Linked DNA regions of Mus musculus: regions 1 and 2 are each linked to region 3. The links are chromatin loops, found by intact Hi-C in ENCODE. Cell type or tissue: heart. All regions are shown on one strand.

What was found. Peaks named below come from ENCODE experiments on the same cell type or tissue, not always from the same donor. Only the 100,000 strongest peaks of a DNase experiment are listed, where the experiment ranks them.
Region 1: a loop joins it to region 3, with 2.2 times the contacts of the local background. A loop is called at or near these places in 14 of 42 quality-filtered maps.
Region 2: a loop joins it to region 3, with 4 times the contacts of the local background. A loop is called at or near these places in 4 of 42 quality-filtered maps.

The regions. Positions count from the first base shown.
Region 1 is chr1:105,987,286-105,995,285 of GRCm38, reverse strand. It overlaps Zcchc2 (zinc finger, CCHC domain containing 2), which reads right to left and starts at 4,880. Exons shown (of 14, transcript NM_001122676.1): 1 at 3,579-4,880. The coding sequence starts at 4,496. Gm7160 (predicted gene 7160) reads left to right here and starts at 5,004. Exons shown (of 3, transcript NR_151625.1): 1 at 5,004-5,114; 2 at 6,183-6,267. In heart, CTCF peaks have their summits at 1,913 and 3,772; DNase peaks (open chromatin) are centred at 1,265, 3,725, 4,285, 4,845 and 2 weaker places; H3K4me3 peaks cover 5,607 bases; H3K27ac peaks cover 4,113 bases.
Region 2 is chr1:105,967,451-105,975,450 of GRCm38, reverse strand. No RefSeq gene overlaps it. Among named protein-coding and RNA genes, the nearest start is that of Gm7160, 19 kb to the left of the region's middle. In heart, no CTCF peak of the experiment used is centred here; a DNase peak (open chromatin) is centred at 3,630; H3K4me3 peaks cover 826 bases; H3K27ac peaks cover 2,671 bases.
Region 3 is chr1:105,888,061-105,896,060 of GRCm38, reverse strand. No RefSeq gene overlaps it. Among named protein-coding and RNA genes, the nearest start is that of Gm41926, 28 kb to the right of the region's middle. In heart, a CTCF peak has its summit at 4,826 (motif pointing left); a DNase peak (open chromatin) is centred at 4,820.

The DNA.
Region 1 (8,000 bases), 99 kb before region 3:
TCTGTACTGCAAACTGAGTAGAAATAATAGGTCAGTCAAGAACAATACAACCAATCTGCACATTTACAGAAAAGGGGACAATTTCACAAGGTTTTCCCCCCTACTAAATTTACTAATTTTAGTAGGTAAAGAAAGGACTTGTGGCCACTTAATTTTGATGCGTTCAAGTATGGCTTATGAGTTTAAGTGACACTAAGACACAGGATCTTTTATTCAAATGTTAATACTATTTGTCAGGTCAAACAACCAAGCTTCAAGCATTAAGAACAACCAAAAGAGCAACCACACAATACCAACCACTGTAGACTACCAAGATAACCAATGTGGTTTGTTTCTCATAACTCTGCATCGATAGTTAAGGGAAAACCTTCTAAAAGCGAATACCCATGAATAGTGTCAGTGCCTATAAATCATTCAAACACAGGAATAAAGCTAGTTCCTAAAGCCACAGGGGGTTTTTGTTCCTAAGTCTTTATGGCTTATCTTATTAATAACAGGAAGAGAACTGTGTTTAACATTTGGTGTTTGCAGCTATTTTCACATATGAGAACTCTACAAAGAATTACACACATCCTAAGATACATTAATGAGTACTCCCACTACTGTTCCTTGGGCCTATTTGTGGAGCTATATATACAAGCATAATGGTTTATTGCAGCTGGGAAGAAAGTAAGATTTATGTCAAGTCTCCTAAAAGGAGGCCCAATACTCAAGTTTTTATATAATGTACAGAATCATCCAAACCCCATTTTAAAAGCTATGAACTGTCACTTCTAAGAGTAAAACCACATTTGTTTATTCCTGTTTCTCTGATGTGGACTAATAAGCACCAACTCACACTGTCCATGGTTAAGACATTGTGTGCTGAACTTCACCCTCAGGGCACAGAATATAAAGCTGTCATTCAAGTTTTATCCATAAATGTCATTAGTTTAAAAAAATTAAAGAAACCCAGAAACCCACTTTATAGTTATTAGGTACAATTCTAAAGCTAGGTACGGTATTCTGAACCAGTATACCTTAACAAAAAATTGAGTTCGGATATGCTTCCCTTGGTCATAAACACTAATAAAGACAAATATGATTCCTAAGCAATGAGAAGCTGCAGAGCTGCAGCCAAAGTTACTTCCAGGGCAAGTTAAAATGCAGCCCCATGAATTTCTCCTTTATCAGGTCTAAGTCGCCACCAGCCTTGGGCCCACGTGCTTCTCCACCTCCACTACCAGCCCTTCAGCCAGGCTGGGGCCCGGGCGGGGCCAGGGCTGAACGGCACTGGTCACGTGGGCTGCGCGGCCGCCATCTTGCCGGGCGGAGGAGGGGCAACCCCGACTTGCGGCTGTCTGCGGGCCGCGACCACGCGCGACCCCAGCGTCCTCCGGAGGACCCCGCGCCTCCAAGAGCGGCCGGCATGCGCTCCAGCCCCCTCCCTGCAGAATCCCGCCCGCGCCCTAACTTCTGTGCGCTTAGGTCACCGAGGGCCGAGCAACAGCTGGGCTGGACCGCGGGAATCCGCACTTTAAAAAGCCCACCTGCACCAGCAGCCTCAAGAATGACAGCCTGTGAGCAACAAGATTCGCTCAAACATCAAGTCCAAAACAGCGTCAGCTGGTGGACTTGGGGACCCACAATACCCCCCCCACACACACACACACACACCTCCAATAGGTGAGATCTAAGTTGTTTCATCAGAAAGAAATGGTTTGTTCATCAACCCTAAACAACTACGGGAGATAAACAACTACCTGGGAAATACGCGCTAAGCAATAGCCCCAGTGTCTAGCGCGCTGTCTTAGCATGTTAATCCCTGTAGCATTTATTCCCTACTCCCACTTCCTGAGAAGTGATGATGTGCTGAAATTAGTGGCAGGATGCCCAATCCCCTTTGTCCACTCCTCCCAGCACTCACTGGTGGCCAGAAAAGGCCATGCACTGCAGTCACAATAAAAATCTCATTACTCTGATTAGCACGTATCTACCCTCTCCGTCTGCTTTACAGTACCACATTCAAAGCAACATTAAGGGAAAGGAGATCCTCACAGTTAAAACTCTGCAATTAGTGCTGTACCTGTGTTAGTATACTATGAATGGAATGATGTAAACTGTTCTGTTGTGGGACACTTTCATCAGACCAAATTCAAGGTTATCTTATATTGTCATAAGAAAACATGTCCCCAACCTGCTCTCTTCTCTAAATTTAACAGCTCTGTGGTGTTGCTTTTCAGGTAGATTTAGTGAGTAGGCTGAAGGGTGAATTAAGCTTTTATTATCATTTACACAAACGTGTGTGCTGGTAGTAGAGACACTAGAAGATGGTATGATTTTACACTCATCAAGAAAACGCAAGGTATTAGTCTTATTACATCTGGATTTTGTTAAGATTTATAAGATAAAACATGAAATTGTGATTTCACAAATGCCTCACGGGGAAAAAAAAAGAAAGAAGTACTCAGCCTACATTATCTCTAAGGCAGGCCCTTTGAGACCTATCCTAAATGCCCAGGGTTCTTTGGTAATGAGTCTATACAATCATTAGTGAAACATAATGCTCAATTTTAGTTCTACCATATTGAATGACTGCTGATACATGTTAACTTTCAAGCGCGGAGGGAGGGAACACCTCCCCCCCTTAAAGTGGAAAAGCATGGCGTCCAAATCAGATCTGATCCACAAAAATAAGGTCTTAATCTACAGTTTTTACTGCAGTTGAAACATATCCCCATTAAATCGCCATTCTTAAGTGGTTTATTGGGCCTAATTAAATTACTTTCAAGACTGTAAAAATTCTTTAAAGTTTTCGATAAGTGGATTCCTATGTACTAAATGTGTTTTAATAACTCTTTCAGACAACGTTAATGCCTAAAGACCTAAGAGATCACCAGACCCCAAATCTGAAGTAGAAATCAAGCCCCTTAGGAAAGCTTGTTTGGTAGTCTGTTAAAGGTTTAGCCAGGCCATCCCAAGTCTTTACCTAGATGACCGATTTTTGTACTTAGGTCAGCCAATTCATAGGTCTCCACAGAATACCCACCGGAACACACACACACACTCCCAGTGAATACAAAGTTCTCCGACTAAAAGCCAAAAGACCTATTCAAAACCTTAATTAGCACACACTAAGTATAAAAAGTTCCTTATGCCACAGTAACCTGGCAGTGCCAAGGGGTAAGGCGGTTTTTAAACAGGCTGAGACTAGGAAACAGCCCACCCAGGGCTAAACGGACGGTGGTTGACAGCCCCAAGCGCTTGGCTTTTCCCCTTGCACCTAGCACCCAAATACTCGAGCCCAAAATGTCCCACGAGCCTCCTAATTCTGAGGTCTAGGGTCAGGGAGCTCCAGTCTTCCGTGATAACTCGTGCACATCAGAAGAGAATTCTAGAGCATTCTGTTATGGCGGGTGGCTCAATGTGCATGTGGGTGACTGGAAATGAGCCACCCAAGAAAATGACGATGACTACCCATGGCTGAGAGCCGCGGAGTGGTTATTCCGAGACACCTGCATGAGGCTGGGGTCAGAGCTGGATTCTGAGGCCCGCCGAGGCGGAGGCCGGAGCTGCGACTGCACTTCTTCGCACCTTACCTGGGCCCTGGAGCCCGCAAAGTTGCTGGGCTCCACCTCCGCGTCCTCCGGCTCCACCCGGAGTGCGCTGCGGAGCCTCTCCAGGTGCTCCCTCAGGGTGACCCGCTGGTGGAAGGAGAAAGCCGGGTGCAGCGAAGCCATGGTGAACAGCAGCAGCAGTTCCTCTTGGGCCCTGAAGCCGAGCCCGCCTCCAGTCCCGAGCTTGGCGCAGCCACTGCCTTCCGGGCCGGGGCCGTCCTTCTCCGCGTCCTGCTCGCCATCGCCACTCGGCTCGTCCTCCACGCTGCCCCGCGAGCCCTCGGCTCGAGTCGCGCGCAGGCTTCTGAGCACCGCGTCCACCTGGGGCAGGAGGCGGTGCAGGCGGCCAGCGGCCTCTCTGTTCTCCGAGCCCAGCAGCGCTAGGTATACGATGAGGCGCGAGCGCACGGCGGGCTCTCGGAAATCGGCCAGCGACCCTGGGTCCGAGAGGCCGTTGGCCTTCGCCTCCGAGTCGCGCAGGTAGTGGTAGTCCTTGCGCGCCAAGTCCTCCAGGCACGAGCCGAGAAAGCGCAGCTCCAGCGGGTTGCACAGGTCCAGCAGCCCGCACATGAACTCAAGGCGCTGCGCCGAGCCCAGCACCAGCCCGAACCACTCATACACCCGCTCCTGTTCGCGCAGCGCCGCCGCGTGCCCGCCGCCGCCCGGCATGCCCGCGCCCGCCGTCGGCCCGCTAGCAACAGGCGGCTCGAGCCCCCGGGGCGGCGACGGCGGCGGCGGGGGTCCCCGCGGCAGGCCCGTGGGCGGCGGCGGCGGGCGGCAGTCGCGGCGGCGGCGCAGCGGAGCCTTTGCGCCCGGCCGCGCGTCCGCCTCGGGCTCCTCCGCGTCGGGCGGCGGCTCGCTGGGGTGCGTCGACTTCGGTGGCAGCTTCATCCTCAGCATCCTCAGCTAAGGCGGTGCGGACATGCGAGCGAGGGAGCGGGGGCGGCGGGAGGAGCCGAGCGCCCGGGCGGCGGCACGGCCGTCAAGAACGTTGCCCCTCCATGCCGCCGGGGCGGGCCGGGGGCGGGTCTCGCCGACCGGGGACGGGGGGCGGTGGCCGGCCGGCAGCTTCGTCCCGGCGGGAGGCGGGGCGTGACCGCGACGGCTCCTCCCCTGGGCTCTGTGCCCGCTGGGGAGTCCGGTGCGGGAGGAGCAAGTCGACGAGCGCGTCCTCCTTCCGCCTTTCCGCGTCCGCACGGGGCTGGCGGTGACGGCCTGAGCCGTTCCCTCTCGAGCCGGCGCTGGCAGAGCGGCTTGGCGAGGAGGAGGAGGAGCAGCGGGGCTGGGCGGAGACGCTGGCGGGCTCCGCGCACCGCACTCCAGCCAATCAACGTTTAGATCTGGCGTGACGCGAGCTTCTCGTTTGCCCCCCCCTCCCCGCCGGGAGCCGCCCTCTCTGAGAAGCCACGCCCACCTCCTGCTATGCTGCAAGGCTCTGGCACATCCCGCGCGGTCCTAATGCTTGATGGGTTCCAGCAGACTGAGGACGTGGGTTTGGGACTTTCGGACCACGGCGAGGTGAGCTTGGCCCGGAGCGGCAGAAGTGGGCGAGGTTCGCGTGGGAGGAGGGACATCGACTTAGTTTTTCTTGAGAGATCTGACCGTGCCGTGGCTGCAGACCATCTTCGCGTCAGCCACCGCCCTGGATCACGCCAAGTGGGTTCCCAGCCCCTGCCGCCTCGTGAACTCCGCCAAAGTCAGCCACGGGAGATTACCATATTCTAAAACTTCACCTGGACCGTTGGTGTGAACGCTGGGACGAAGATCCAGGAGTTAGGTCGGGATGTAGAGTGGTTTTGGGCGGCGAGCGCCCTTGCTCAGGCTGGCTGCAAGGTGCTGCTTTGGGCCGGGTATCCGGCTGAGGGGACCCTGTTGCTGGGGGTGCTTGGCCTAATGGTTGCATCTGGCTTGCAAGGTTAAGTTTAAGGACGCCCTCCTGCCCCAAATCTATGGTTTGCGCAATCACTTATTGCCTACGTTTTAGTTCCTATCCGTGAACATTTGGAATTCTTGAGCTGGTGTGAATTTCCTGTAACTCTTTTAAACAATTTAATAAGTTACTGTCTTGTCAGGGTTTTAAGTTTTTAAGCGATATTACATTTTTAAGTTTTGTAGACACCGCCCTCCCTATGACTCTTTCAGTGATATGTATAGCCCAACCATAAAAATCAATTTAAAAACCAAACCAACCCAAGGGGCCATGATTGCTCTCAGAGCCATCAGGACCATCCTGTCTCATTTGTGCTGGAGCCTGACTGCCGGTCAAGAGTTCTTGGCATGCTGTTTGTCAGTCCATGATTGTAAATAAATATAAATCTTGTGCCCAGGGGCGGGGGAAACAGGATTATTATTATTATTATTATTATTATTATTATTATTATTATTTGAGGGTCCATAATAGTAGTTTCTTTGTGTGTTTGCTTTTTAAAATTTCCGACAGTTTTAAATAAAGAACTTATACCACATAACCAAAGTAGGAGCGTGAGAAAATTAAAAGCCACACTAACCCTCGTTGAGAGTGTTGGGACATCTACAGAGTGTATAGAATCGCCTTTATCTCACAAACTCTGCGGCTTTATCATTTAGGATAAGACTGAATTGAACCCTAAATCAGCTTCCGTGATAAAACCGAGAGATGGAGAATTACTCAGCACATTTTATATTGATAAAAGTAAGTGAAAGCTATTCTGACATGTAGTTTTCTCTTTCGTGTGCTTCTTGGGTATAGCTTAAACGAAGTAAGCCTCAGCTACTATCCTCGAGTCTACTGTTCCTGCCTGATCACTTAGGCACATTTCTGAAGCTTAGGATGAAATGTTTTAAGCAGAATAGTGAGGAGCCCCCCCCCCCGTCCCCTCCCCTACCACATTCCCAACTTTACTTCCATGCCTTATGTAATGAGCAAATACTCTACTTCCAAATTGATTTTTATATGTGATCCCGACTATGGATTTTTAATCTTTAATTTTCTATTGCATCAGTTATTTAATCTAGACTCACAGCACCCAGTCCACATTTTCATCAGAATTAAATTTGCAACTGTTAATAATGATTTTTGTCTCTCTAGCTTGGCTAGCATTAGAAAACACAGTTGATAGTAACACTTATAAATAACATGTACTATACCTTAATTCAGGTTATCCTCCACCAGCTTCATGGTTTGTCCCCACAGGGTGTTGTTTCAGGGCCCTCTCTCTACTCTGCAAATCACACACACACACACACACACACATGTCTAAGTGGTTTTTTCCACCCTGTGATTAGTGACAGAACACAGGGAGCAAGGGTGAAGGATGGCTGCTGCAGCGCTCACTCTCAAGGGAGAGAGCCCAGGGCAACATGGGAGTGTTTAACTCTGGAGAACTACCCTCATGATTCTGATGACTCTTCAGAAATATGATCTGCCTCGTTGCAAAAACATGCTCTAAATTTTATGTTCCATGTGTAATCAAATCACATGGGCTATAGGAGTGTCGAGTGTGGGGTTTGTATCCAAATTTTTCATACTGGGATTGTGATGGCTAAACTTGTTTGTCAGAGACTTGCTTCTGGGCCAGTTGTGAGAATAATTCTTACAAGAACTGATGGAGGGGGAAGACCCTCCTTTATGTTATGATGGTACCCCTCTAGGGAGGGCAGCATCTGCCAGCAAGGAGGCCAGATTAGAAGTGATCGGAGGGAAAGCTGCTGTTCTTACCTGCCTGCCTTGCCCCGACCCCTTTCTTCCACTGCCTCCTTTCCTGATGCCTTAGTCCAGTTTTACCCTTCTAATTACTGGAGATCAGCAGCTGGACCATGGAGACATTTTTAGCTCTGTGGACTGAGAAGCTACTAGGTTCTCAGCCTCTCTAGCATGTAGACAACTGTTGTTGAACTACCTATCCCATACGGTATAAGCCAATCTAATAACTTTTCTTGTAAGATATTCATTTGGTTCTGTTCCTCTGGGGAACCCCGGCTAATAGAGTTAGCTCAAGGTACTATTGTGTCTTGTCTTCATATGCTCTTGATAAACATTTAGTAAAACATGAAAGATGCTATTATTCTTAACATCCAAATGTGTATTTCTCTGCAAAAAGAAAACTGGTTTCAAGGGAAGGTTGCACTTTGGATTTGATGCTAATAATGATAGAAAGGACTTTTAAATCCTACCTTTTGCAATTAGATTACAGAAAGTAATTTTTACCTAAACCCCAAATACTTAAGTAATTCAGAATAGACTGATATACTTAACATTATCCCCTCTATCAAAAAAAAAAAATGTGTTTAGGGTCTGGAGAGATGGTTTATCAGTTAGGAGTATGTGCTGCTCTTGCCGAGGATCTGGATTCAGCAGTTGGCTTCCTATAACCCACATCAGGAAGCTGTCACTGCCTGTGACTGACTCTAGCTCCAGGGGATCTA
Region 2 (8,000 bases), 79 kb before region 3:
GTTTTTAGGTTGGGTATCTGTTTAAAGTGCATTGTTTTACTTTTTTAGAGACTAGATAATAGTTTCTATGTTATCTTTTGGAATATTTTTTTTCTTTTGCCCTAACATTATCTCTTGGTGAGGTATACTGCTAATTTTATGTTATATATGTATATGTGTTAATATTATGCGATGGAAATGCTATTTTATGCTATGTGGCTCTACCACATTTATCTATTTTGGAAACTTAATTTTTAGCAACTAGAGAACGTGTTTATCTAACTTGCCAAGAATAGGCGCTCCAAGCTCTTGTTTTATTCATTGTCTAGGATAGTTCTTGGCTCATCTCTGTTCTAAACATGAACCCTCCTTGCAGACATGCTCGGACTCACTCCTCATGCAGGCTCTCCACAATGGACACTCCACCTGGGAACCGTCAGTTTCTTTTTCCTTAATTTATGTAAAATTGGTATAATTTACATAGATGGAAAACTTTGAAACAGGATCTCCTTCTGTAGCCCAGGCTGGCCTTGAATGTGCCTCAGCCTCCCAAATGCTAGAAAATATGTCCTGAGTGCCCACTCTGGTTAGGTTGCAGAAGTTATATCCAAGTTGTCTGTACTGATTGCTTTCCTGCATTTGTAGATAAACTGTGATACTTGGTGGTGTATTCATACCCTTGCTTATTGACTCCTCAATAAATGTCGCAGGGTGACTTATGTGAAGTAAAAGACAGTTCAAGGGAAAGGTGACTGGATGTGATCCTGTACATTCACAAATTTTCCTTAAATAGGCAAGTGACAGTAGTTCCAATTTTTAGTTATATTATTTTATGATTCTACACAAAACGGCGGAGTACAGGCATGGGACTAACCTTTGAAGCTACTCAAAAGTTAGATACCTTTTCAAATCTGTGTAATCCTTCATTATTGGCACTCTTGTTCAAGGACCATTGTTTTTTCTTTTGTAAAGAGTTTTCTTTGTCTTTTGGTGTGTGTGTGTGTGTGTGTGTGTGTGTGTGTGAGAGAGAGAGAGAGAGAGAGAGAGAGAGAGAGAGAGAGAGTGTGTCAGAGAGACAGAGACCGGCATACAGAGATGGAGAAACAGAGACAGAGAGGGACAGAGAGAGACAGAGAAACAGACAGAAGGCCAGGGCTGTTGGTACACATGTGTATGCAGCTGTACCAGCCTTTGACTGTGTGGAGGCCAGAGTAGGATATCAGGTGTCCTGCTCTGTCACTTCCTGTCTACTCTCTTGACATGCTCTCTCCCTGGGCCTGTAGCTAGGTTGGCAGTCAGTAAACCTCACCTATCCTCCTGTCTTTCTGCAGCACAGAGCTGGGGTCAAAAGTGTATCTATCTGTCTTCTGTCTAAACATAGCACCAGGAAAGCACCGGACATAGACATGAGACTTTTAACCCTTCATTCACATTCTCTTCCTTCTGCAACATGGATGATGTGGGAGACACTTAGCTGAATAGTTGTTAGGGTCTTGTAATTTTAAAACTATGTGGAATTTACATTGCAGATATATGAGGCTGACTCCTTTGAGTTCAGGAAATGGAACATCTGAATTTGGTGTACCCGTAGTCACTTGCAAATCTTAGCTTCTCTGCTCCCGTGGCTTTGTGAAAGCTCCCCTCCTGGCATAGAAGATCTCCGTCCTCCCATTAGCCCTAGCAGAGTCCTGACACTCTGTGATGTTGGGTCCTGCTATCTCCAGAAGGAAATCACCTATGTCTCCTATGCCAGTCTACGGAGCACTTCTTTTTCTGAGCTACAGCAACATTTGCCACCCAGTTCAGCAACTCTGCTTCCTCTTGATTGTGTATAAATCTCATCTCTTCCAAGCTATCTACTTTTACTCCCATTGTGCCTCTGTGTTAAGAAGACATACTGAGTAAAGCTTGGTTTCTTAAATTCAGAGATGGCCACGTGTGAAATTTCTTTGAACAAATTAAATGTGCAAATTACCTTTAACAAAATACTTCTTTTGGACAAAAAAAAAAAAAAAAAAAAAAAAAAAAAAAAAGACTGATTTTGCCAGGGACATTAACGTCGAATGGCCATTTTAGGTCGTACACTACTGGGTCCCTCATGTAAAGTAATGACAATAGGTAACAAGAGTTACCTAAAACTGAGATGTGTGTGGGGAGATACAGATTATGGAGGGAAGGGCGAGGCAGAATATAATGTCATTGTATATGAAAGTGTCCTCAGGACGATGGGAAGGTGGCTCGGGAGCTAAAGGCAGCTTCTGTCAAACCCAATGTCCAAGCCCTGGGACCAGCATGGAGGAGGAGAGAACCAACTCCCCCGAGTTACCCTCTGATCTCCACATATACACCGTGGTGCACACAGCATCTTAAAAAAAATTAAAGCCAGCATTTAAAAGATTTTGGTAAGTTTTGTAACCGTGATTGCACCGTGAGGAAATAATCCTAAATCAGCAAAAAGGAAAAGAAAAATCTTCAAATGAATTAATGTTCCAAGATAACCTTTGAGCAAATACATCCACTATAAGAGAATGGCATGTAACTTGAAAAATAGAGCCTGAATTTGTTGGGTTTTTTGGTTGGTTTGTTTTGTTTTAAATATTTATTTATTTTCTTTATTTACATTTCAAATGTTATCCCACTTCCCAGCCCCCCAAACCCCCTCTCTTATCCCCCTCCCCCTGCTTCTATGAGAGTGCTCCTCCACCCACCCACCCACCCACCCACTCCTGCCTCCCCACCCTCGAATTCCCCTGCACTGGGGCATCAAGCCTTCACAGGACCAAGGACTCCTCCCATTGATTCATGACAAGGCCATGCTCTGCTGGATATGGGTCCCTCCATATGCAGCTGGAGCCATGGGTCCCTCCATATGCAGTTGGAGCCATGGGTCCCTCCATCTGTACTCATTGGTTGGTGGCTCCTTCAGTCCTTTCTCTAACTCCTCCATTGGGGACCGTGTGGAGCTTGGATTTCTACAGAGCATCAAGTAACTGTTTGCCAAGAGAAAAAAAAATGAGATTATAGACCCTTCTCCATCTTGTGACCAGAATGTTCCTCAGCCCAGAGAGTTCTCAGCACTTTGTGTAGGTCCCTTAAATTCACTAGCGAGTTGGGAATCCTTGGTGATCCGCTCACTCTGTAGGATTTCCCAGGAGCAAGCCAGTGTGTTCACAAACCGGTACCTAATCTAATAAAGTAAATGGCTTTTCCTTGATCTAAAGTGGATAGACAAGGTACTGAGCTCTCAATATTTTGAAAGCTCCTGCTAGGGAACATCTGCCTTGCAATAACTGGTTTATTTTAATCAGGTTAAAAAGCAGAGAAGAACAATAACATCATATGAGGAAAGGGAAAGGGACTACACTGAGAAACAGAACTGAAACTTAACTAATAAGGACCGGAAAGGAAACCGAAACTCAGCCAACAGCACAATGAAAACAAAATCCCCATCCAGGTAGGAGTTTAAGAACCAGCATTATCAGAAAGGCAAAGTTCCCCAAGTAATAAAGTGTACTGGAAATGAGCCAGCTGTCTGACCGTGTTACTCTTCTGAAAAAGGAGAGATAACATCCTGTGTCAGCCTGACGAAGCACAGGGCACCGAGGCGTCTTGCACTGGGAAGGCTTTAGTTCCTGTCCAACCACCAGCGTTTGGAGTTGGGGAGGGCATGAAAACTGAATCCGTGGGGGCAGCAAGAGAGGATCATGACAGGGGAAGGTTGGGGCAAATCATCTGCCCTGCTCAGCAGGGGCCTCTAGGAGAACAGTGCAAGTTAATAGAGCATAAGCAGCAATTCCGGGATGGGGATCAGGAAACAAGATGAGTTGCACAGGGCACGGGAGCAGGGCACACAAGACATCAGTCTGTTAAGGAAGATTCTAGATCAGCCATTCTCAACCTGTGGGTTCTGACCCACAGGAGTCACCTAAGACCACCAGGAAACACAGACATTTACACTGTGATTCATGACAGCAGCCAAATTAGTTAAGACATGGCAGTGAAAAATAATTTTATGGTTGGGGGTCACCACAATGTGAGGGTCGCAGCATTAGGAAGGTTGAGAACCACTGATTTGTAGAGCTTTGTTTTCCTGGTGTCCTCCAGCCCGTTTGGCTCTTACACTCTTTCTGCCTCCTCCTGCAGTGGGCTTTACTGAGATCTGGAGGTGAGGGATTTGCAGGAGACCTCCCATTTAGAGCTCGGTGTTCCAAGGTTTCAATCTTTGCTCAGTGTTTGCAGAGCCCAGTTTTAAATTGGGTCCTTTGTCTTCTCGGTTCTTTGGGTTTTTTGTTTGTTCATTTGTTTTTGAGTTCTTTTTATATTCTGACTATTAATCATACATATATGTGTATGTATAGATATATAAATATATACACACACATACATAGATATATATCTGGCAAAGATTCTCCCTCAGCCTGTGGGTTACTCTTTACTTGACTGATGGTTTCCTTGGTAGTACAGAAGGCTTTAGTTGTATGAGGACCCACTTGTCAATTGTTGGTCTTAGTTCCTTGGCAAAAGGCTTCCTCGACCGAAGCTCCTTCCCACCTATGTTATGCCTATATTTTCTTTTAGCAGTTCCAGTTTTTTAGGTGTTACATGAGTTCTTTGACCCATTTTAAGACAATTTTTGGTCAGGGTGATAGATACGGCTATTATTTCATTTTTCTACATATGAGCATTCAGTTTTCTCAGCACAATTTGTCGAAGATCATGCCTTTTTTCCAGTGCATATTTTTGTCATCTCTTTCAAATACACATACAGCTGTAGCTATGTGTATCGTGTTTGGGTCTTCTAAACTAATTTATAAAGATCAGTAGCTTTTCTATATACACCAAAATTCTCCGAAAGAGATCATGGAAACATTTCCATTTACAATAGCCCCAAAGAAAATTAAGTAGGAATCAGTTAAACCAACGAAGTAAAAGATGTCTGCAATGAAAACGTTAAGACTCTAAACAAAGAGATTGAGCAAGACACTAGAAAATGGAGCTTCCTTCATACTTATGGGTTGTCTGAGTCTATTATGACAATGGTGAATCTACCAAAATCAATGTACAGATTCAATACAAGCTCTACCCCACCCACCCTAGGCTCCTGCCAACCACAAATTGCTTTTTTTGCTTTCAAGGGTTCATATATCCTTGTTGGACTGTATAAATAGAATCCTACATGCGGTGCCATCTTAAGCCTGGCTTCTTTCACGTAACATGTTTTTGAGGTTCACTCATGTTTCAAGTGTTACATGGGACTCTGAAACCTTGGAGTTCCATTATCTTTCAATGTTGTACACGTATACTTCTCAGATTTAGTTGGGCTATGTCCCAATAAGTCCATTATAAGGTGAGAAGTTTGTGAACTGCAAGTGAATTTTGTGTTACACACAACTTCGTAGCTTAGCTACACAGTGTGCCATGAGCCATGTGCTGTTATCATGAGTGACCATGGGACTGACTGGGAGCTGTGACATATTACCACTGCCCAGAAACTTAACAGAAGATCTCCCTGAATAAAAGTGTCAGAAAAAGAAGAAAACCCCAAGTTTACAGGAGGCTTTCAATAAATGTATATGGCTTTCACACTAGGGGCAAAAATCCTAGTGTGATTGTCCAGTAAAGTGATTGCCAGATAGGCATGAAGTTCTCAATTCAGTCCCCCTGACCCTATATAAAAACCCAGTCATGGAAGGACATATTTAACCCTAGCCCTGGGGAAGCAGAGGGAGACAGAAGGTTCCCTGGGCTTGCTGACCAGCCAGTCTAACCAAATCAGCAAACTCCATTTTCACTGAGAGCTTGTCTCAAAAAATGAGGTAAAGAGCAATTGAGGAAGACACCCAACACTGATGTCTGGGCTGCACACACACACTCACGCATGCACACACACACACACACACACACACATGCATGCACATGTACACATCGCTCATGTGTATATACACCTACATGAACATGTATACACACAAAGTGTTTTATCAAACCATCATCAACCTAGTAATTGACTGCAATAGTCCACGTTTGGTTTATTCATTTACCTTGTATGAGTTCTTCTACCCTTTGGTTATTATCAGTAGTGCTACTGTGAACATTTGTATAAAAGAACAAAAGCATCTATTTCAGTTATTTTAGGGTGTATTTCTGGGGAACTGGCTCTATTGGAATCCTATGTTGACCTTTTTGAGAATCTCCTAAGTGGCTTCTCATAGTGACTGCATCATTTTTCCATGCACACCAGCCATTTTCACAGGGCTCCTTTTCTCCATGCCTTTGACAACAGTTGTCATTTCCCATTTAACAGCAACCATCATAGTGGATATGAAGTGTCTTACTGTGGCCTTAAAAATATTTCCTATATTTTTGAAATTATAATATAATTGCACTAGTTTCCTCTTCCCTTTCCTCTCCACAAGCCATCCCATATACCACTCCTTGCTCCCATCCAAATTCATGATTTTTCATTGTTCTCTCTCTCTCTCTCTCTCTCTCTCTCTCTCTATCTCTCTCTCTCTCTCTCTCTCTGTCTCTCATCCTCTCCCTTTCTCTTAAATACATAAGTACAACCTGCTTAGTCTATATAATGCTATTTTTATGTGTGTTTTCAGGTGTTGGAGTTGGTCTTGTTCGCTGTGTATTCAGATGCTGAATTCTATGCCCCAAGATCAGGTTGCAGTCTGGACATTGGCATTGTATTGACCAATGTGCTGTAAAGCATATTCCCTCATAATCTCTGATTGGATAATAGAAAGGCTACAGCCTATGGCTGGGCAGGAAAGAGAGGACTTGAGGCAGAACTTGAGATCAAGTAGGGATTATGAGGAGGAAGCAGGGGAGATAGAGAAAGGAGATTGCCATCAATGCAGGACGGACCAGGAGCACGTGGCCAAGAGAAGATTAATCAGGAACACACAAGAAACAGAGCAAGACTCAGTTGGCAAGTAATGGGGCATTTATCTGGTTATTAATAGCCTAGCCACATTATAATAGTCTCAGAAACTGTGTAGTTTAGGTTTTCATCTTGTTAATAAATGTTGATGTCTCTATGCTATTTACTCGAGAGCTATACAGGAAAGAGTATGGCATATACCCCCCATAAAATTGCTTCAATATTCAGAATGGACCACTTGATACTAGATAACCAATTGATGTGTTCTTCCCTGAGGCAGACGACTTCTCCTGTTCTTATGGTTCCTTGGATGCCTGTATATCTTTGTGTAGGGTTGAGACCTCATGGGCCTTCCCCATCCACTTTAGCACGTCTTTTGTAGTCATCCTTGCTCAGCTAACATCTGGACAGTTGTGTTGGTGAGACTTTATGTGTAGCTTCTGACATTCTTAGGAGATACTATCTCATAGCTAACTGCCTGATCCTCTGGATCTTACAGTCTTTCCGTCCCCTCTTTGGCAATGTTTCCTGAGCCTTGGGTGCATGAGTGGTTTGTAGATATATCCATTAGGAGTGGGCTCCACAACTCTGCATTTTGATTGGTTGTAGTTTTATGTAGTGGTCTCCATGTGTTGCAAAGAGAAGTTTTGTTGATGAGTAGTAAGGACTACACTTATATGAAGGTATAAAGACAAATGTTTAGATTGTTTTTAGGGATTATGCTGGTCTAGTGAAATGGTAGTAGGTTCTCTTTCAACATCCATGACTTCACTAAACCCGGGTAATTGGCAAGATTTCTAGTACTAGTTTCAGTTTCCTTCTTGTCAAGAAGGTCTTACATCCAGAGAACTGTTGGTATGTGTGCCACTACTGTACTTAAGATTATTGTGCCATGCCAGTCATTATTGTAGTTGGGTGGGACTGTTGGTGGCATCCTTCCTTTGGAGGCTTGCATGGTGCCTTCTGGTACTGTTAAAAAAAAAAAAAAAAAAAAAAAAGCTGGTCCCTAGGGAGAAGGCTTCCAGGTCAGTTCCAGTTCAGTGCCCTCTGGAGCTAATGTCTGCAATGCGTGGTGTCTTCAATCGTAGAGACAAACCTTCCACATCTTGGAGGCCACCAAGGTAATAGCAATTGC
Region 3 (8,000 bases):
GGGAGTCCAGGGGTAGCCTGAAGAACGTGAGACAGACCTGCTTCTGAAAAGAAAGGTGTGGTGCGGTGGGAACACAAGAGAAGCTTCCTAAGATCCAAAGGAGAGTGTTGAAGTCAGTGGATCTTCTATTACAGTCCATAGTAGATTAAAGTGTGTGTTGGATGTGTGTGTGTGTGTGTGGGGGGGTGGTCAGTGGTATAGCAAGTGTGGGCTGGACATTAGGGTGGGTCAGGGGTCGGTTGCTGTGGAAGATGCAACACACAAAAGTCCGTCTTGAAGCAGGTCTGCTTTTCAATGTCACAGTTCACCGTTTTACTCTCTGATGTCTGTGTGACCCATGGAGAAAGCAGGGTTTTCAGATGAGAAGAGGCTAGTTTCATTCATTTCAGCCTTGTCATTTACTACCTATACAATCTTAAGCGGTTCATTCTTTAAGTCTCAGTGTTTCCATCTGTAAAATGGGAAGGGAATTTAAGGACAACCAGTTACTTGTTTCAGAAAGCCTACCTTGCATTGCCTTAAAGAATTAGTTATTAGCTCACGGCTTTGGCTCTGTGCTTAGGGACCCACACTAGGTGCTCTGGTCAGAGTTTTGCACCAGGGTTCATTCTAACAATGCCCCTGTCAGGTGGTTACATTGAGGATTAGAAGCTGTTCCAGCCTTTGAGGACCCTGGCTCACGTCTATAAGCAATGCCTGCTACAGAAGAAGGATGTAAGGATGTCAGCCAATGGGCGTGCTGGTTGCAATGCCTGCTTCTGCTTCAGCTATCAAAGCAGAGCAGTGCCTGGCACCTCAGGGCTTCCCTTCTCCTCATGTGCTTGGCACAAGCCTAGGATAAAATCTGGTAATTTAAACAAACAAAAATATAACAATTGGCTGTTCTGAATCCAGATACTATTTTCCTTGAGCTGAGATCACAGTTGGAAAGGTGGGAGCGGGCCAACTCATCAAGAGCTGCTTGGCAACAGCAAAGAGGAAAGACTCAGAAACAGCTTAAAGCCAAGCTCGGTGCATTTAGCGTCTAATATTTATTTATGGGGACTTGCTACCATTTCTTAGGCAATGTGGTAGCAAGCACCCGACTACTCCAAACCTCTCCTCAGGGGCTTCTGAAACATGATGCTCTCAACTGCCTCTTGGAGAATGTGGGCAAAGTAGGATGGAAAGTGACAATGGAGCTGCTGCAAACAATGATGGAGCAGTCCCAAAGACCAGACTCCTCTTCCACAACCTCCAGATTCAGAGTGCTCTGCCCACACACACTTCCCTGCCCTGCTATCTACCCAGAAAGCCAGCATCTCTGTATTTACTTGTTGATTTTAAAACACCAACTCTTTATTCTCAATGACATTGTCAATACCATCTTTACTTTGAACTGTCTTATACATCAAAACTTATAGTGAACAGTGAGATCCAGGCTGCAAAGCAGATTTATCTTTGCACCTGTCGTTTATGTATTTGTGTTAAGCATCTCTTAAATGCTAGCTTAACGACCAGCTAGGGTCCTTGTTGTTGTTATTGTTGTTTGACAGTGGAAGCTACATAGGGCCAGGCGCCTTACTGCTTGGTTCCCACTGCCCCCAGGTCACATGTTGCTTCTTGCCTTTCTTCATTTTTTTCACAGAGTATCTGAAGTATTTATTTTAGTACAGCTATGCAGATGAGAAATTATCTTGTGCTTTTCTGGAATGTATTTTCCTTCTGTTTTAAAGGATTCTTCCCCCAGATGCAGAATTATAGACGTTCTGTTGTCTTTGTCTTTGCCTTCGTCGTCGTCATCAACATCATCAACTCTGTTGTTGTTGTTGCTGCTTAGTGTGTAAAGTATGCTCCTCCATTTTTTCATCACTGCTAGGAGGTTAACTGTTAGTTTTCCTGTCACTTCTTTGGAGGTAAGGAATCTTTTCCAGTTGGCTGCTTGCAAGGTTTCCTTTCTAACCCACCTGACTAGGGCATGCTTGCCTAGATGTGCTGTATCTCTCTGACACTTTACGGTTTTAAGAATCCTTAAACTGAGGACTTAATTCAGTACTGTGTCAGCTGGCATCACACTCAGTTTCTCATGTGCTTGGTTTTCTGACTTTCTGGAGCTCCAGTTACACGTGCTGGACATGCTTGCGTGCACCATATGTGCAGGTGTGCTTATCATTTATCAATATGTTTCCCGACTGATGTCTCTACTTTGACAGCACTTTTCACTTCACAGATGCTCTTCTTTGTCTACTCTTTTTTAATTTCTTTCCATTAAACTCTTAATTAGTACCACCCTATTTAGTGAGGGTTATAGTAGGAGAAACACTTCCTACTGTGCTCCGGGCATGTGTTCGAACGATGGAGTCTCTGATCTGAAGCCCCAGCGTATCCCCAAAGTACATTACCACTGCCACTTTACAGTTGAGAATGCTTACATTTTTTGAATTTAAAAAAAAAAAGTATTCATTTACTATTGTGTGTACTCAGGACATGTTAGAGGGCACTGGGCACATGCCATAGCATGCTTGTGGAGGTCAAAGGGCAACTTTATGGAGTCCATTCTGTCCTTTCACCTTTACATGGGCTCCAGGGATTAAAGACAGGTCATTAAGTTTGGTAGCAAGCTCCTTTGCCCGATGATTACCCAATGAACCATCTCAATAGCTCCAAAGTTCTTACCTTTAGTTTTTTGATTTTGTTTGTTTGTTTGTTTTTGTTGTTCTAATATTATACTTTGTATTTAAAAATACCATAGAATATAGTTTTCTGGGTGTAAGTTTCCATTGGAAATCTACTTTCGTGTTCATGCCTGATCAGTCCAATATTGGGGGTCATCTGTGCATCTTTATTTTCGTCTGCTTTTTCCTCCCCATCCTTAGTCATTGGCTTCTGCCGTCTTGCAATTTTAAGCAGAAAGCATCACGGTGAGTGTTCTGAATGGACCGATAGGTTTCATTATCTCCCGGACATCATTGAGTTTTCTCCTGGCAAGAAGCAAGAACACAGGCAGATTACCAAGCTCCAACCCTGGACTGAAAAGGATTATCGCTGGCTTTCTGAGTTAGGTTACAGGAGTTCCAGCGCATCCCAAGCGATCACGGCTTATCATGGTCATGTATGATGCCGAGTCTGTGTATGCACATGTGCTGCTGGTCATTGCGTACATAGTCCTGGAGAGTTGCTCTCTGCCATGACTCTCATGGCCATGTTGTCAAGAAAACAATGTCTTTATCCCAAAACTCTGGGCTTCAAGAGACATAAAGCAGAAAATGGTGACCCCTGACTCTCCTCCTGGAGGTGCGGCTTTGAGTGTTTCTAACCAGGGTGACATTTGTGAGTTGACTGGATCACTCCCAGGACTCCCAGGACACCCAGGGATGGGATTCCCTGTGCTGATCTTTGGAATAGAACAAGGCAGGCCTGTCTTTTGAACTGAGTTCAGGGGCAGCTGAAGATCCCTGCATCTCACGAGGCTTTCAAGACCTTCTTGGTGATGAACAAGCAAAGAAGACACTTGTGAAAGTATAGAAGGAGGGGAAGCAAGAGAGTGCTGAATTCCATTATCTTAAAATTGCTGGTAATTCTTCCCCCTGAGATGAAGTTTTGATAAAGGCAACAAGCAAAGAAAAGAAGCTGAGGGCCTGCGATTTCAATGGCAAAGAAGAGAATAGGACACAGGGAAACCGAAGGCCCCTGAGGTCAGAGTGTCCTGTTTCACAGTGTTCCTGGGAAGGACCAGAGACGGCAGCTGCCTTGGAAGGACTGAAGGACGCTGCCAGTTTGAGGATGCAGCCCTGTGGGACACTTTGTCATTTTTAAACCGTATCTTTGTGATCACTTAGCAGGTACACTGGGAAACAGCACAGAGCCTGGATCTCTTCTCCATCACTCATAAACCAGCATTTTGCTTTGATTTTGAACAGAATGTGTGATAATTATGTCGGTATCTCTAAGAACATCCCACAAACCCTTTTGAATGTCAGCAAGAAGAGGAGGAAGGGTTATTGATTTTAGATCGATTATGTGTTTTATCCTTTGCTAAGAAACTTTATATTTAGTCTACAAGCTTTAATCCTGAACAGTAAAGAAAGAACTTTTTTTTTTTTCAATTTATGACAAAAGATGCTCACCAAACCATTGTACAAAGAAACTTTGTCACTGAGAAAAGGCAAACTTTTTGGTCAAGTCTGCTTTAACATACACAGAATCAGCAGCCAGGAGAGCCACATTTGTTTCATTGCTATTCAGTCCCCAGGCTCGGGCCAAGCTTCTTGGCGGCTTGTCTTGCTTTCCTGTAGTTGGTTCACATCTACAAAGATTTTGACAGACTTCGGTTCCTTCTTCTGTCTTGAGTATTTGAGGTTCAACTGGAAATGCGCTTTTTTTCTGTCATGGTATAAAAATATAAAAAGCTATCCTCCTTTTGGGGGCTGGCTGCTTTCTGAGTATTCCAAGGGTGTAATGAGCACAGAGTGTTCTCTGTGTCTGGCCAGTTTCGGGTGGCATCAGATAAGGTGCTGTGATGGCATCCCCGTGATCACCATTCCTGCCAGAGTGACAGGCCAACCCAACTGACAGCCACCTTCTATGTCATCCCTTGGCTACAAGAGCTTGGATGAACATTCTCACTTGTTGCCTGATGAGGGAATTTGATCCTAGATGAGGCTCTTAATGAGGAAAGCGGTAGAAAGTTCTGCCTCCTTGGCGACTAGGTCGTACGAGAAGGGCAAGCGACGTCTTCTAACTCAACCTCTAGAAGCGTCACTGGCTCTGGGATTTTGTTGAGATTATTTTCAGATAGCAAGAGTGAAGTTCAAGGGCCCCTGGCCTAACCTTTGACGGGGCGCCACCTGGTGGAACTGTTCTTGCATACAAGCGATTTGCTGTTTGGGAGCCCTCTGCCATCAGGAAGATACTGGTCACCGGCTGCAAGACTGTGCACGCTAAATGAGCAAGGGTATTTCAAAGCCCTGGAACTTGATGCTCATACTCTTCAAAGAAGAAGGGGAAGAGATGGAGAGGGGGAGGGGAGAAAAGGGGAGGGGGAGGGGAGGGGAGGGAAGGAGAGAGAGAGAGAGAGAGAGAGAGAGAGAGAGAGAGAGAGAGAGAGAGAGAGAGAATATACTCTAGCTGCCTGGGAAGGGAAGTGCCTGGAAGTTTCTATCAGTTTGATTAGGCACTGCCAGATTCATAAATGTCCTCAAGCAAGTAGAAGACAGATGTCCTGTCACAGAAGGTCTTAGAAACACTCTCATCCAATCAGAGAGGAGCATCCTCACTCTTTCTCCACTCTGGTGAGGTCAGCATTGCACAGGACCTCTGAGTTTCCCACTTTAACAGCTGTTCAGTACAGCAGGAACGGCCTCCAGCCTCCAGACCCTCCTGTTAAGAGGCAACTTGCTGTAGTTCTGTAATTTCATAAGGTTAGAATGTCAGATACCAAGAACTCAGCAGGCTGGGGAGATGGCTCAGTGGCTCAGGTGCTTGCCTTTCAAGTGACTTGGGATCCTTAGCACCCATGTAATTTCTGCCTGGGGTAGCAGTCCAGTCTGTAGTGGGTGGAGACTGGAGACCCAACCTCCAGAACAAGTTGCCTAGCTAGGCTCCCAGAGCTGTCAAACTCTTCAAATGAGAGACCATGCCTTACTTAATAGGTAAGGTGTAGTGAGGAAGACAGCTGACTGTTAACCTCTGGCCTTTCCATGTATGATTGCATGCGCACACACGAGCACCCACACACATGTGGACAGGAGCACACATACATACCACACACACACACATATATGACACAATCATGTGCAAAACAAAATGAAAAACAAAAACCCTCTCTGATCAACATTCACCACTCAGCTCTGTAGGAATTTTTCTCTTCTTGGAATAGAGTACACTTGCCTACAGCTGCTGTGTCCTGTGGTATCAGCTGGCAGCCTGACACAGGCAGCCAGAGTCTGAGGTGAAGGTGCCATTGTGGCTGCTCTGTTTCTAGAGAGAGTGTTCTGTGTCTGTCTCCTTGTTGCTGTGTGAGTGGTGCTCTCTCTAACTCCTCTGCTTGTGCACAGGTCACTGCGATCCTAAGGTTGTGTGGCATCCTTAGTGTGTCCCCTCACCATCTTCCCTCTGTGCCTGTCCATCTTTACATGACATGTGTCCCTTCCACTCTTCTTTTAGGACCACTCATATTGCATTGGGCTACACCGACCTCCCGCATGACCTCACCTTAACTTACATCTTGGTTGTACAATGGAAAAGCTCCATTTCCTTCAGAAGAACTGAAGGTCAGATTAATACATCTGTCCATAAGAAATAGGAAGATACAAGCCACAGGTTCTAACCCACTACGGTGCATGTTCTCACATTCCCATTTCATGAACCACGGTGAGTGACAGGCACACACCAGAGGAGAGCACAATGTCTCGCTCTGTTGCTCTGATCTTTACAATTGATTTATTTTTAAATCACATACATATGTGCACGCCAGTATGTTGGAATATGCACATGAGTGCAGGTGCCCACAAGATCCAAAAGAGGCTGTCAGATTCCCTGTCGATAGAGTCCAGTTGTGAGCTGCCTGACATGGTTGCTGGGAACCAAACTCAGGTCCTCTGTAAGAACAATATGCTCTTTTAACCACTCAGCAACCTCTCCAGCTCCCCAAAGAGATGCGTTCGTCCTCACAAAGGCTGTCTGGGCCTGCTACTTGTTGGAAACACCTTTAGATTTATATGTCATTAGCTTTTTACCTGTTCTGTTCTGTTTAGCAGGCATAAAAGGAACAGCTATGACCTGCTATAATATAACCTGTGTCTCCCCAGACACAGATCCTGCTAGAAACCAATACACTTTTCTCTGAGACCTGTTGTCCAGGACTCTCCTTTCCTGACACGTATCTATTCAATAGATCATTCAGTAGAACCCATTCTAAGGCACATGGCATTCTTATGCACTGTGACTCCTTATGCACTGTGCTTGGCTATTGAAAACTTAAGCCAGCGCACAACAGTTGGTGCTCCTTAAGGAAACACCACACTCCTTCCTGCAAGCAGCAGCACAAACATCTAGTGCTGCTTGTTGATAACTTATGCTGCAGCTACTTTGCAGACTGGCTTGTATGCATTATTTCGTTTAATCCCTGAAATAAGCATAATAGAATCATTATCCCCATTTTACACAGCACGTGGGTAACTAGGCATCTTGTGTCTAGTTGCATAGCTTGCTAGTAACAGAGTTGGGATTTCAAATCACATATATGATTCTAAAGCTCATAAAATGTATTTATTAATGATTTCCTCAGTGACTCTCACCAATCCAATGTTCTCTGTATGTACAGTGTGTGTATTGAACATGTACATGCAGGCGTCATATTCTCTTGCAGCACTGCCTCTCACTGAACCTGTACCTGGGTTTGAGGCAGGCATAGGAGATCGTTGAAGCTTGAGACCCCATTGAAACTTGGTTCTACACATACACTTCCTCTTGTGTTAATGCACTTGGCAACCTGGTTCCTTCACCTGCAGGCACTGTGCACACACACACCCTCCAAGCAGTACACCCAGCAACCTCAAGCCCCTACCTGTACCAGGCTACATATACTCTTACATATAATTTTTCTTACCCCTAGTAACAGTCCAGTTAAGTTTCAGCTTAAGTGTATTTCCATTGAATGAGGATATGAAAAATAAAAGGGTCCAACTAGCCTGAAGTGTTTTTGGAGCGTCCTCTAGTAAACTTTAGGCACAATCCTCTGTTTACTCTCCTATGCCTATGCATAATGGGGCATGCATATGTGTCTCGTCCGCTCTCGACCAGCAAGAACGACATGACCACCAGTCCTTCTAACAGCAGTTTATTCAGCAAACTTCAGTCTTCATCTCTCTCGCTTCAACTTTCTCTCTCCATCTTTCTCTCTCTCTGACCCGGGCCTCTCACTCTTATATACTCTCAGCCCTCATCCACTCACGGCAGGCCACGTCACCTCACCAGACACGCAGCTTCAGCTAATCAGGGCAGCAGGGGCATGTCTCCAT